Regions from separate parts of the Mus musculus genome. Here regions 1 and 3 are each linked to region 2. The links are chromatin contacts, found by POLR2A ChIA-PET in ENCODE. All regions are on one chromosome and are shown on one strand. The core of a region is the stretch at or near the end of the contact, and the rest is flanking DNA. Distances in the headings are between cores, read along the strand shown. Region 1 has its middle 6.5 kb from the start of Gm45202. Region 2 holds the start of Cib1 (calcium and integrin binding 1 (calmyrin)). Region 3 has its middle 14 kb from the start of Gm45202.

Region 1 (3,443 bases), core at 101-2,600, 72 kb before region 2:
AGAGTATCAGATGCCCTGAAACTGGAATTTTAGAAGGTTTCAGGCTACCATGTCCTCTGCTGGGAATCTAACCCAGGTCCTCTGAATGAAAAGCCAGTGTCCTTAACCACTGAGCCATCTCTCCAGCCCCCAGTCACTTGCTTATAACACTAGGTCTTAAGTGGCCCAGGCTGGTCTTGACTTTACTAAGTAGTTGAGGATGGACTTGAACTACTGCTATTGGTGGCTCCTCCTGAGCTGAGATTACGGGCATGTGTGGATAACACACTTGGTTTCTAGGGTGTCAGAGATGGAAGCTGGGGCTTCCTGGCATGCTGGCTAAGCAATTGACCAACTGAGCCATGCCTCTAGCTCCAAGAATCAGATGAAGTTTAAATGCCTTGCCCAAGGTCACAGGGCTAAGACACACCGGTTCCAGAATCTATTATATTTTCAGTTCTTTGCACCTCATGACCTTGGATTGGTCACCTAACCTGTTTACAGCTCCATTTCCTAATCTGTGAAATGGGGGTGATCACGACACCTGCCTTGGGTGTGTTAGGAGGCTTCAGAAAATGACCGGCTTGATCCCATCAGTGCATGGCTGGTGTTGGTATTGTTGACATTATAGCATGAGACCTCCCACGGGGTCATGAGTTGGCCACTCCTTGTTGCAAGAGAACCAGATCCCGTGGGAGCCCCTTTGCCCGCCCAGCTGCTCCTAAAACTCGGTGCAGGTGCCTGGGAAAGTTTACAGTGGAATCAAGGGAACAAAGACTCCAGGTGCTCAGATGGCCAATGCGTGGCTGGCTGGAGGCCAGTTTCCTGCTCAGATTGCTCATGCTCAGGCTCAGGGAATTCACCCTTCTTCCGTGCCCCTGCCTCTGCCAACTGAGGGCTGAGGGCTAGGCTTGGGAACACAGGGCAGGATCCAGCTTGGACCATGTACTTCCTTTCTGGGATCAGTCTCATTGGTTGAAGCAGGAGGTCCTGGGGCATAGAAGAACCCTTGCAGGTTCTCCTTTCTGCTCAGTGGCCTTGGGAAGACTCTGGGGATTGGCTTTGGAGCTAGAGACCAGGGCTCTGCGGCTGGAATCAGAGATGATGCTTCAATGCCAGCTGGAGAATGGAGCATGAGGGTGCCCTAGGGCAAGCCAGCCAGGCTCTGTGTGGCTTGGTTTTCCTACTGTTTAGTTGGAGGGTTGAGTGTGGTTGTGGCTAATGACTGTGCCAGGCTGGCAAATTCCCTTATGTTCTGCACAAAGCCTCCAGGAAAGGAAACTTCCAACCCCAGTGGAGCACAAACTCGCTCAAATCTGAAAGGTCCTTCAAGCCTGCTGCAAGTCCCAGCCTGCTCCCTGCCCCCAATCTCTACCCCTGCCCCACCCTAATGGGCTCCTAGCCATCAGTCTGCACCATGCTCACGTGGTCAGAGTGGTCACATGCCCTGGGATTTTTTTTACTCTCTGTCCCCTTCTCCGGAACACTTGGTGCCCCAGGTCTTCCTGCGGCTGTCCTTCTCGCTACGCCGCTCAAGCGAGTTCTTGGGTGTTAACCTCTTTTATTTACTTACTTTTTAATTTATTTATTTATTTTTGAGACAGGGTTTCTCTGTGCAGCCCTGGCTGTCCTGGAACTCTGTAGACCAACCTGGCCTCGAACTCAGAGATCAGCCTGCTCTGCCTCTGCCTCTGCCTCTGCCTCTGCCTCTGCCTTCTGAGTGCGGGGGTTACAAGGCAGGCACCAGCAAAGCCACCTGTCTGATGCTCCTCACTCTCCATGCTTGCCGAGGGTCCATGTTCATGCTCAACAATTGTGGCAGTGCCAGCTGTGCCCACCCAAAGCCCAGCTAGCCTTCCGGCTGCTGCCTGCCCTCTCCCGGGAATCTCAGCTCATCAATGTCTGCTTCTCTGTTCTTTGTTATCTCTGGTGCCTCAGCAGTGCCTGGCAGCATAGGTATCCAGATACTTGCAGATCTCTGTAGTCTCCACCCGGAATCTAGTTTTAATGCTGACCCCCTCGTCTCCAACGCTGTGGGCAGGGGCCTGGAGCCATGACATGAAAGCTTTGTGGGTGTGAACCTGGGTTTCCAAATCACTTTCACAGGAGGAGTCTCATCAGTGCCTCATAGTAGCTCTGTTAGACAGGTAGGGCTGGATCATAAACTCCACTTCACACATAAGAAAATGGAAGCACCCAGAGGCTTATAGAACTTACCCAAGCCCCCTGGCCACTGGTTACTACTGGCCTCAGGTAACCAAGGGTCAGGAGTTAGGAAGCCATTCCCAGGATAGCAAGCCAGACATACGAGTAACTGAAGAACAGTCCACACGTTAAAGCCACTTTCCATCAGGTCACAATATAGAACTAATATATTTAGAATGACTTGAAGAGGAATAAGTATTCTGGCCTGAACTTTTCTGAGCTAAAACATGTTTTTTTAATAGATTAAAGAAAAAAAGGCAGCCTTAAGGGTCTGAGAAGAGACTGCCTCCCAGACTCCCTTGGACACAGAAATCTGCAGACTCTCAAGCCGATTACATAAAATACGGAGTATTTGTACAGCACTTGCACACATATGCTCACATACTTGAGATTGTCTCCAGATAACTTATAACACCCGATTAGATGTAAATCTGGCGGGGTGGAACACACCTGTAATCTCAGGAGTCAGAAGGCCGAGGCAGAAAGATCATAAGTTCAAGACCGGTATAGACCACATAAAGAGACCCTGTTTCAAACCCAAAGGAAAGCAAACCCACTATAAAACTTGGGGAACAAAATTCCTTCTGCAGACCTTTCCTTTTTGGGGGGGACGGAGGGTTTTTCTGCGTAGCCCTGGCTATCCTGGAACTCCCTCTATAGACCAGACTGACCTCAAACTCAGAGATCCACCTGCCTCTGCCTCCCAAGGGCTGGGATCAAAGGTGTCTACCTGCCACCACCGCCTGGCTCCTTTTGCTGGTTTGTAATCAAGACAAACTGGAGAGAGGGGGAGAGCTCCGCAGCGGCTAAAGGACATGAAGGAGACAAGGGGGGAAGGCAGTCACAGCTCTGTATGACAATTCACGCCTTTAGCTCCAGTGATTGGGAATCGGAATAGGATTGTCATGGGTTTTAGACCAGCCTGGGCTATATAGTGAGATTTAGTCTAGCCTGGGCTGCAGAGTGAGACCCTGTCTCAAAAGAAGCAAACCTATTAGTCTTGGAGTCAGAGGCTAAGAAAGCAGACAGGACTTTCCCCTGGTTGCAGGGGGCCAAGTCTTCGGCTTTGGCTGGGCGTAGGGAGCTCCTGCAGACCTCATCAAAGGCGTTAGAGCTGTCTATAAAAGGGGCAATGGGCCACCTGCCATGCTGTGCTCATCTGAGGATGTCACTCGATGTCCCAAGCAGGTCTCTAGACATTGTAAACACCCACTTCTGCATCGGAAAGTATCTTATTGCCCTGCCATTTGTACCATAAG
Region 2 (3,263 bases), core at 592-3,091:
CTCTCTATCCAGAGGCAGTCCTTTCTCCTGTAGGACAAATACTCCTTCCACCTCTCCATTGTTCCCTTCCCCTTCTTCCTGTCTTCGAACTCATGTCTTTGTTATTTCTTGCCCTCTGTCCCTCTAAGGCAATAAATCTCCTTTGTGCTAAGAACTTGGTCTGGGGGTCCTGAGCTGCGACTTTCCCTTTCAGTGTCAGGCATTCTTTGCAACAGTCCTGGCAGGAAAAAGATAACTCTAGAGACATCTGTGCCTGTCCCTTTGGCTATTGAACTACAGAAACAATGTCCCCCGAGAAATTGGAATTCCCCGGCAATCTCGTGTTGTGAGAAGGATGAATTGAAGCCTGTTGTCTACTTAGGAGAAAATGTCTACCAGGAAGAGATTTTACACAGACGGCTCTGGTAACTTGTCAGAAGATCACCTTTCATGAGACTAGAGCTGAGACAATGAAGGAGAGACTCCATCTTGCCCAGGACTGCTGCTTAATTTTACATACCCTTGCCCTTTATTTAAATATAAACCTCACATCAGCTGGACATGAAGATTGACTTAAAGATGGGGGGAGGAGCGGTCATGTCCATTCTTAGCTTTTTTTTTTTCCCAGTATGGCCACATTGGATACATTTCGTTTCTCTGCTTTTCAATATTGTCCCTTTCCTTGGCCTACTGAGGACAGGTAGCACAGCCTAGCTGGTTAGGACTGCCTGTGTGGGCCAAGTACCTGGACTCTAACATTACAGTAACAAAAACACATGTTACCTCCACTCCAGAGACTCCTCTCAGCCACCACCTCTTTCCCAGTAGAATTTCATTGTGGGGCTAGGAACCTAACTCAAGCGCTCTGGCCAGCAAATCACTTATAGTGTGCTTTATAGTCAAGTTCTCAGAACTCTCTGAACCTGATTCCTTGATCTGTAACCTCCTCCTGAAGTAATGTGTGGATCACTCAGGAGCTACTGGGCAGAGTAAGGGTTCAGTAAACGTTAACGGTTACTGAATTAAACAGGTAAAGTTGGGATTGGAGCGAGCCACGTACAAGACCTCTTGGTTTTGCCAGAGGGCAAAGTCCGCAAAGAGTCACAGCAGTTCCTTTTAGAAGCGAGCAGGAAGCTCGGCAGTGAGGAGGCTAGAGGAGCTCAAACAGTTCAACTTTTCCTGGATACACAGAAGTGTTTGCGTGGTGCAAAGGTGAGGCTCTGGAGCGGGTGGGACTTGCACTCTGAGCCTCCGACTCCAGATCCAGTGATCCTGACATCCCAGAAGCACAGCCCCACCCTCGGAGGTGAGACGTCCAATCCGTATCCCGCGAGAAAAGTACCCGCAAAGCCCTCCCCTGGCAATCCCGAGTTGGAGGACCGGGGTCAGGGCAGCACTCACAGGAGGATCTCCTGCTTGGTCAGGAACGTCAGGTCCTGAAAGGCAAATCCAGACAAGGGTCTGCAAGCCGCCCGAAAGCCACGGCCGCCCCGCCACCTGTTCCCCGAACCCCACTCCCCTGCGCGGGCTCGCACGCGAGCTCCGCGAGAACTGGCGCCCCGCGCACCTGGTACTCGGCCAGCAGCTCCTTAGACAGGCGACTGCCCGAACCTCCCATCGCCGCGGTGCGCGCACAGCTAGGCCAACTCTCCCCGGGACGCCGGCAACTTTCTCACTTCCGTCCTCGGGGCCGCGTCCCCGCCCAGTCCCCGTAGCAACCGCTGCCTGGCCTCCGCCCCCGGGCCCGCCCCTGCCTACAGTGCCCCGCCACCCTTAGCGCCGCTCAGCGGGCCGGCTCCCGGCTCCCCGCGGGCCCAGGAGAGCTGGAGGGAGGGCCCGGGGAGGAGCCGGACGCATCGGGGCGGGGCCCAGGCCTCGTGGCCCCGCCTTCTAGTGGGCGGGGCGGAACGAGCCATGCGCACGTGATGCAGACTGCGCCTGCGTCGCGGTCTTCACGCGTTTGCTGAGTTCCGGGACCCGTCTGTGCACTGAGCCTTGAGATGCATCCGCCTCACCTAAATCAAGTGCAGAAGACCCCAGCTCTGGGTGGAGGCGGGTAACCTCCATACTCGCTCCCGGGCTGGAGGAGATCCGGTGCCCCTCTGCGGATAGGGTCAGTCCTAGACTGTCTCACGGGACAAGAGCTGCAGCCTCTGCCACCGTGCCAATTCTTCCAGAAGAAGCTTAGCTTCCTCTTGAAGTGGCTCTTGAAGGTGTTTACTGGATTGTGCAGTTATCGCCCATTCGTGGAACAGTTAGCAAGGTAGGCTTCCATTTTACAAACAGGTTCAATTTCAGTGATGTGTCCGGACTCCGGTATTTAGAGGTCAGTTCTGTCCACAGGTCCCTCCTGCTGTTTTATCGTCACAGCTGGGGTGCCTCCTTTGATTCCTCCCACAAATTGCGAGCTTCCAGCTGTAGGAACCAAGATTTGCCCTTCTCTCCTCTCAAATAATAATCAGATGCAAGTATGAACATATTTACACTGTGTGAAAAAGTGAAGATTCCAAGCTTCCGGAGGAGGAAATGTGGATTTTGTGATCTGGGTGGTCAACTTGGTTGGATCTGGAGTCAAGGAGAAGGGAAACAGCTTGACACTCCTGTGAGGGATTTTCTTTTTTCTTTTTTTTTTTTTTTTTTGCTTCGTCACCTGGCACAACAGGGCCAAGTCAATTACAATTTATTTGAGAATATTTTAACTTCGTACTGGACTGGTATTCATTCCTAGAGAAGTCTGGTCCTTCATCCGGCCAGTCCAGCTAGATGTTCCATACCCTCTGGGTAGGAGACTGTAAACCTTGCTTCTCATGCTTCTTTCTCTCTGCTCCTTCTTTAGCCTCCAGGAGAGGTGCAGGCTCTACCGCAAAGCCCAGGGGCTATGGCTTGCTTTCCTGGTCCACTCAGGGTCTTACCTCATAGAAACCCCTGAGCAGAGGGATTTTCTTGATCAGTTTATTTGAAGTGCGAAAATCTACTGCGGCAGTGCGCTCAGGTGGCAACCCGTACCAAACGGAAACGGAAGATGGCTTTTGGCCTGTTTGCCTTGGCTTGCTGATAAGTCTCTATCCTGTACCTGCCACTAAGGATTTCCTTTAATGACATTAGAATCATAGTGTTCCAGCTGCCAACTCAGATTGAAGACCAACAGCTCTCTAGGAACCCAGCACCGGCTTGGGACTGCAGAGATGCATCCTTGGGGACAGCTGCCGCTGTTGATCAGCCCAGACAATACTGAGTAAACCAATTTAATAAATCCCCTCTTAGTAAATATTCATCAGTTCTGC
Region 3 (3,236 bases), core at 242-2,741, 92 kb before region 2:
CCAGGCCAGAGAGATTGTTAGGGGACTAAGCTGCAGCAAAGGTCTGCCCACTGCTGGAGGACGATGGTGAGGTCAGCCAGGCAGTGGTGGAAGCACAGGGATTCCAGCACCCAGAGACAGAGGCTGATTTCTGTGAGTTCGAGGCCAGCCTGGTCTACAGAGTGAGTTCCCAGACAGGCAGGGCTACACAGAGAAACCCTGTCTTGGAAAACCGGGGGGTAGGGTGGGGGAGCAAATGAACTATAGAAGAGAAAGAGAGCACCCAAAGACTGAGTGACAGCTAACCCATGGACCTCCTAAAAACAGGAACAGCAGGAGGGTGGGCTGGAAATTCCCAGCACAAATCCTCAAGGGTGATGGGGCAGCCAGCAATTGTGTTGTGGCCTCCAGGGGCCTTCACCCTGTAACTATCACAGTGGGGCCACAAGGGGCCCCGACACAGGCAAGGGGAAAGTAAACCAAGCTATGTGGATCTCAGCAACAGTGACAGTTGTGGAAAGCTACCAGTGAGGAACTGTCAAATGATCGGAGTGTTTTGATTTTCAGCTGTATTGAGCTGTAGTGGACAAGAAGTTTGTGTGTGTTTAAAGGGTACAACAACATGCCTCTAATGCCTGCACTTGAGAGACACAAACAGGAGGATTGCCATGACTTCCTGGCCAGTCCCAGTTACATAGTGAGTTCCTGGTGAGAGTGAGATTCTGTCTGTAACAAACAAAAAAATAAAAATGGAGATCAATAAGCCGGACACGGTAGCACACACCTTTAATCCCAGGACTCAGGAGGAGGAAGCAGGCAGATCTCTGTGAATTCAAGGCCAAGTTCCAGCCCAACCTGAGTTCCTTGGTGAGACCCTGACTCAAAACCAAACCAAACCAAACCAAAAAGCAGCACACAGACAAAAACACCAGGGGCCTAGCAGTTAAGAGCACCTCTGCTCTTCCAAAGGAGAAAAGCCTGGTTCCCAGCACCCATGCCAAGCCAAGCCAAGCCAGTGTAACCCCAGCTCCTATGGAGCAAATGTCCTCTTCTGACCTATGAGGCCAACTACACTTAAGTGTATAGACACAACATGCATGTGCATGCACTCGCGCACACACACACACACACTGAAAATAAATCTTGGGGAGAAAAAAAAAAAAAAAAAACGCCAAAACTTTCCAGGACAATAGTTATCAGAAAGTAAGGGAGCCAGATGCAGTAGTTCTCTGAATTTGAGGCCAGTTTTGTCTATGGAGTGAGTCCCAGGGCAGCCAGGAATACTTAGAGAAATCCTGTTTTGAAGAAAGAAGAGGGGGGGGGGAGAGAGAGAGAGAGAGAGAGAGAGAGAGAGAGAGAGAGAGAGAGAGAGCAAGAGCTCGTGAGAGAGCTCATTACATTTTCATTACATTTTTTGCATTTAGGACGGTAGAAAAACCAGTGTTGAGGGCCGAGAGCCAGAAGGTGGCAGTGTCTACCCAGGGAGGGGCGGGCTCCTTCATCTTCCCAGGCCAGAGCTGCCCCACATCAGTTCTTGCAAAAATCCCAGCCTACCAAGTCCTACCCCTCGGTGGCCTCACCTTCCTCTGCCTGGTAGAACAAAACGCTATGACAAAGGCCCAGGTAGTGTGGCTGCCCGCTGGGTTTTAAGATCCAACAAGAGTCTCTCCCATGAGCAGAGGTGATCCGGAGTCCTGCCACTGGATCCGAGCTGACCTCCCAGCACCTGCAGGTTCCCCAGGCCGACCCTGGCTCCCAGCTCATCCTAAACTCAGTTATTTCCTCTCTTTAGGTGAGGCACAGCTTTGGCTGAAAACTTAAGCAACAGAAGCAAACCAACCCCAGTGTGGGGTCATCACGCTTTTCATTCAGCGTTGAAGAATGAAATTATGTCATCTGCAGGGAAACGGATGGAACTAAAGATCACTGTTAACAACAAGGAAAACAAGCAAGCAAACAAACAGACTTCCAAGCAGATATGGTTCTAGCCTGCAATCCTAGCACTTGGGAACCAGAAGGAGGCTCAGAAGTTCAAGGTCAGCTTCGCCTTTAAGTTGAGTTTAAGGCCAACTTGAGATGTGTAAGGAAGCTGACCCTCCCCCGCCCCCAACACACACACAAACACACCTAAACTGACATCTTGTTTTCTCTCCTGTGCAGAATACATATATAATGACAGTAGAAGAGGTGATATATGAGGGGAGGCAGGACCTAAAGCGGGGCGGGGCAAGAGATAATAACGAACATCGAGAAACAAATATGGACGTTTTCTCTCACATGTGAAACCTAGATTTAATTCTGTGTGTGCACAGGACACGGAAGCAGAAAGGCAACAGTTCGTGTGGAGGAAGAGGACAAATTGGAGGAGGGAGAAGAATGAGAGCAAAGAACCAGAATGGATGTGTGTCTGTGTATGTGTGCATGCATGGATGTGTGTGTATGTATGTGTGAAAATGTCATAATTACTTTGTATGATAATTTAAAAAAATTTAATGTTTCAATAGTAAAGTATATGTTATATGTATTTTATTTTATTTATTTGGTTGTTCCTTTTTAAAAGAGGTTTTATTTATTTTGTGTATGAGTATTTCATCCCCATGCATGTGTGTGTACCACATGAGTGCTTGGTGCCCTGGGACATCAGAACAGGGCATCAGATTTGCTGGAACCAGAGTTACAGGTGGTTGTGAGCCACCATGTGGGTGCTGGGACTCAAATTCCCTATTTATTTGGTTTTTCGAGACAGTTTCTTTCTCTGTGTAGCCCTAGCTGTCCTGGAGCTCACTCTGTAGACCAGGCTGGGCTTGAACTCAGATCTACCTGCCTCTGGCTCAGGAGTGCTGAGATTAAAGGCGTGTGGTATGTAACAATGCTCGTTTGCTTGTTTGTTTGTTTGTTGGGTCTGGGTTGTTTGTTTGTTTGTTTGTTTGTTTTTGAGATAGGGTCTCACTTTGTAGCAGCTCTGGATGACCTGGTATCCTGGTATTCACCATGTAGTTCAGGCTGGCCTTGAACTTATAATAGGCTGTCCACCTGTCTAATCCACTTGTCTTTTACTCTGGAGTTCAGGAATTAAAGGTAATTGCCACGATACCTGCCTGCTATGTATATTTGCACAGTTAAAACAACAACAAAAATAGTCATCCAAAACTCATAGCTAATTGGAGCTAGAGAGATGGCTCAATGGTTAAAAGCAACACACATACACACACATACATGGCAGGTGGCGGGCTGGAGAGATGCTTCCGTGGTTAAGA

The links. ChIA-PET counts read pairs that join two places held with the same protein, here RNA polymerase II (POLR2A).
Region 1: POLR2A ChIA-PET joins it to region 2 with 25 read pairs in Patski. The contact joins the enhancer-like site here to the promoter of Cib1 in region 2. POLR2A ChIA-PET finds 5 or more read pairs at or near these places in 5 of 5 experiments (Patski and embryonic stem cell).
Region 3: POLR2A ChIA-PET joins it to region 2 with 10 read pairs in Patski. The contact joins the enhancer-like site here to the promoter of Cib1 in region 2. POLR2A ChIA-PET finds 5 or more read pairs at or near these places in 4 of 5 experiments (Patski and embryonic stem cell).

The regions. Positions count from the first base shown.
Region 1 is chr7:80,159,706-80,163,148 of GRCm38, forward strand. No RefSeq gene overlaps it. Among named protein-coding and RNA genes, the nearest start is that of Gm45202, 6.5 kb to the left of the region's middle. Within about 2 kb of position 1,351, at least 1 of the 3 ENCODE cell types and tissues checked has a DNase peak (open chromatin) inside an H3K27ac peak, as active enhancers do.
Region 2 is chr7:80,230,964-80,234,226 of GRCm38, forward strand. Cib1 (calcium and integrin binding 1 (calmyrin)) reads right to left here and starts at 1,842. Exons shown (of 7, transcript NM_011870.5): 1 at 1,547-1,842; 2 at 1,381-1,415. The coding sequence starts at 1,597. Gdpgp1 (GDP-D-glucose phosphorylase 1) reads left to right here and starts at 1,930. Exons shown (of 2, transcript NM_178752.3): 1 at 1,930-2,242.
Region 3 is chr7:80,139,525-80,142,760 of GRCm38, forward strand. No RefSeq gene overlaps it. Among named protein-coding and RNA genes, the nearest start is that of Gm45202, 14 kb to the right of the region's middle. Within about 2 kb of position 1,492, at least 1 of the 3 ENCODE cell types and tissues checked has a DNase peak (open chromatin) inside an H3K27ac peak, as active enhancers do.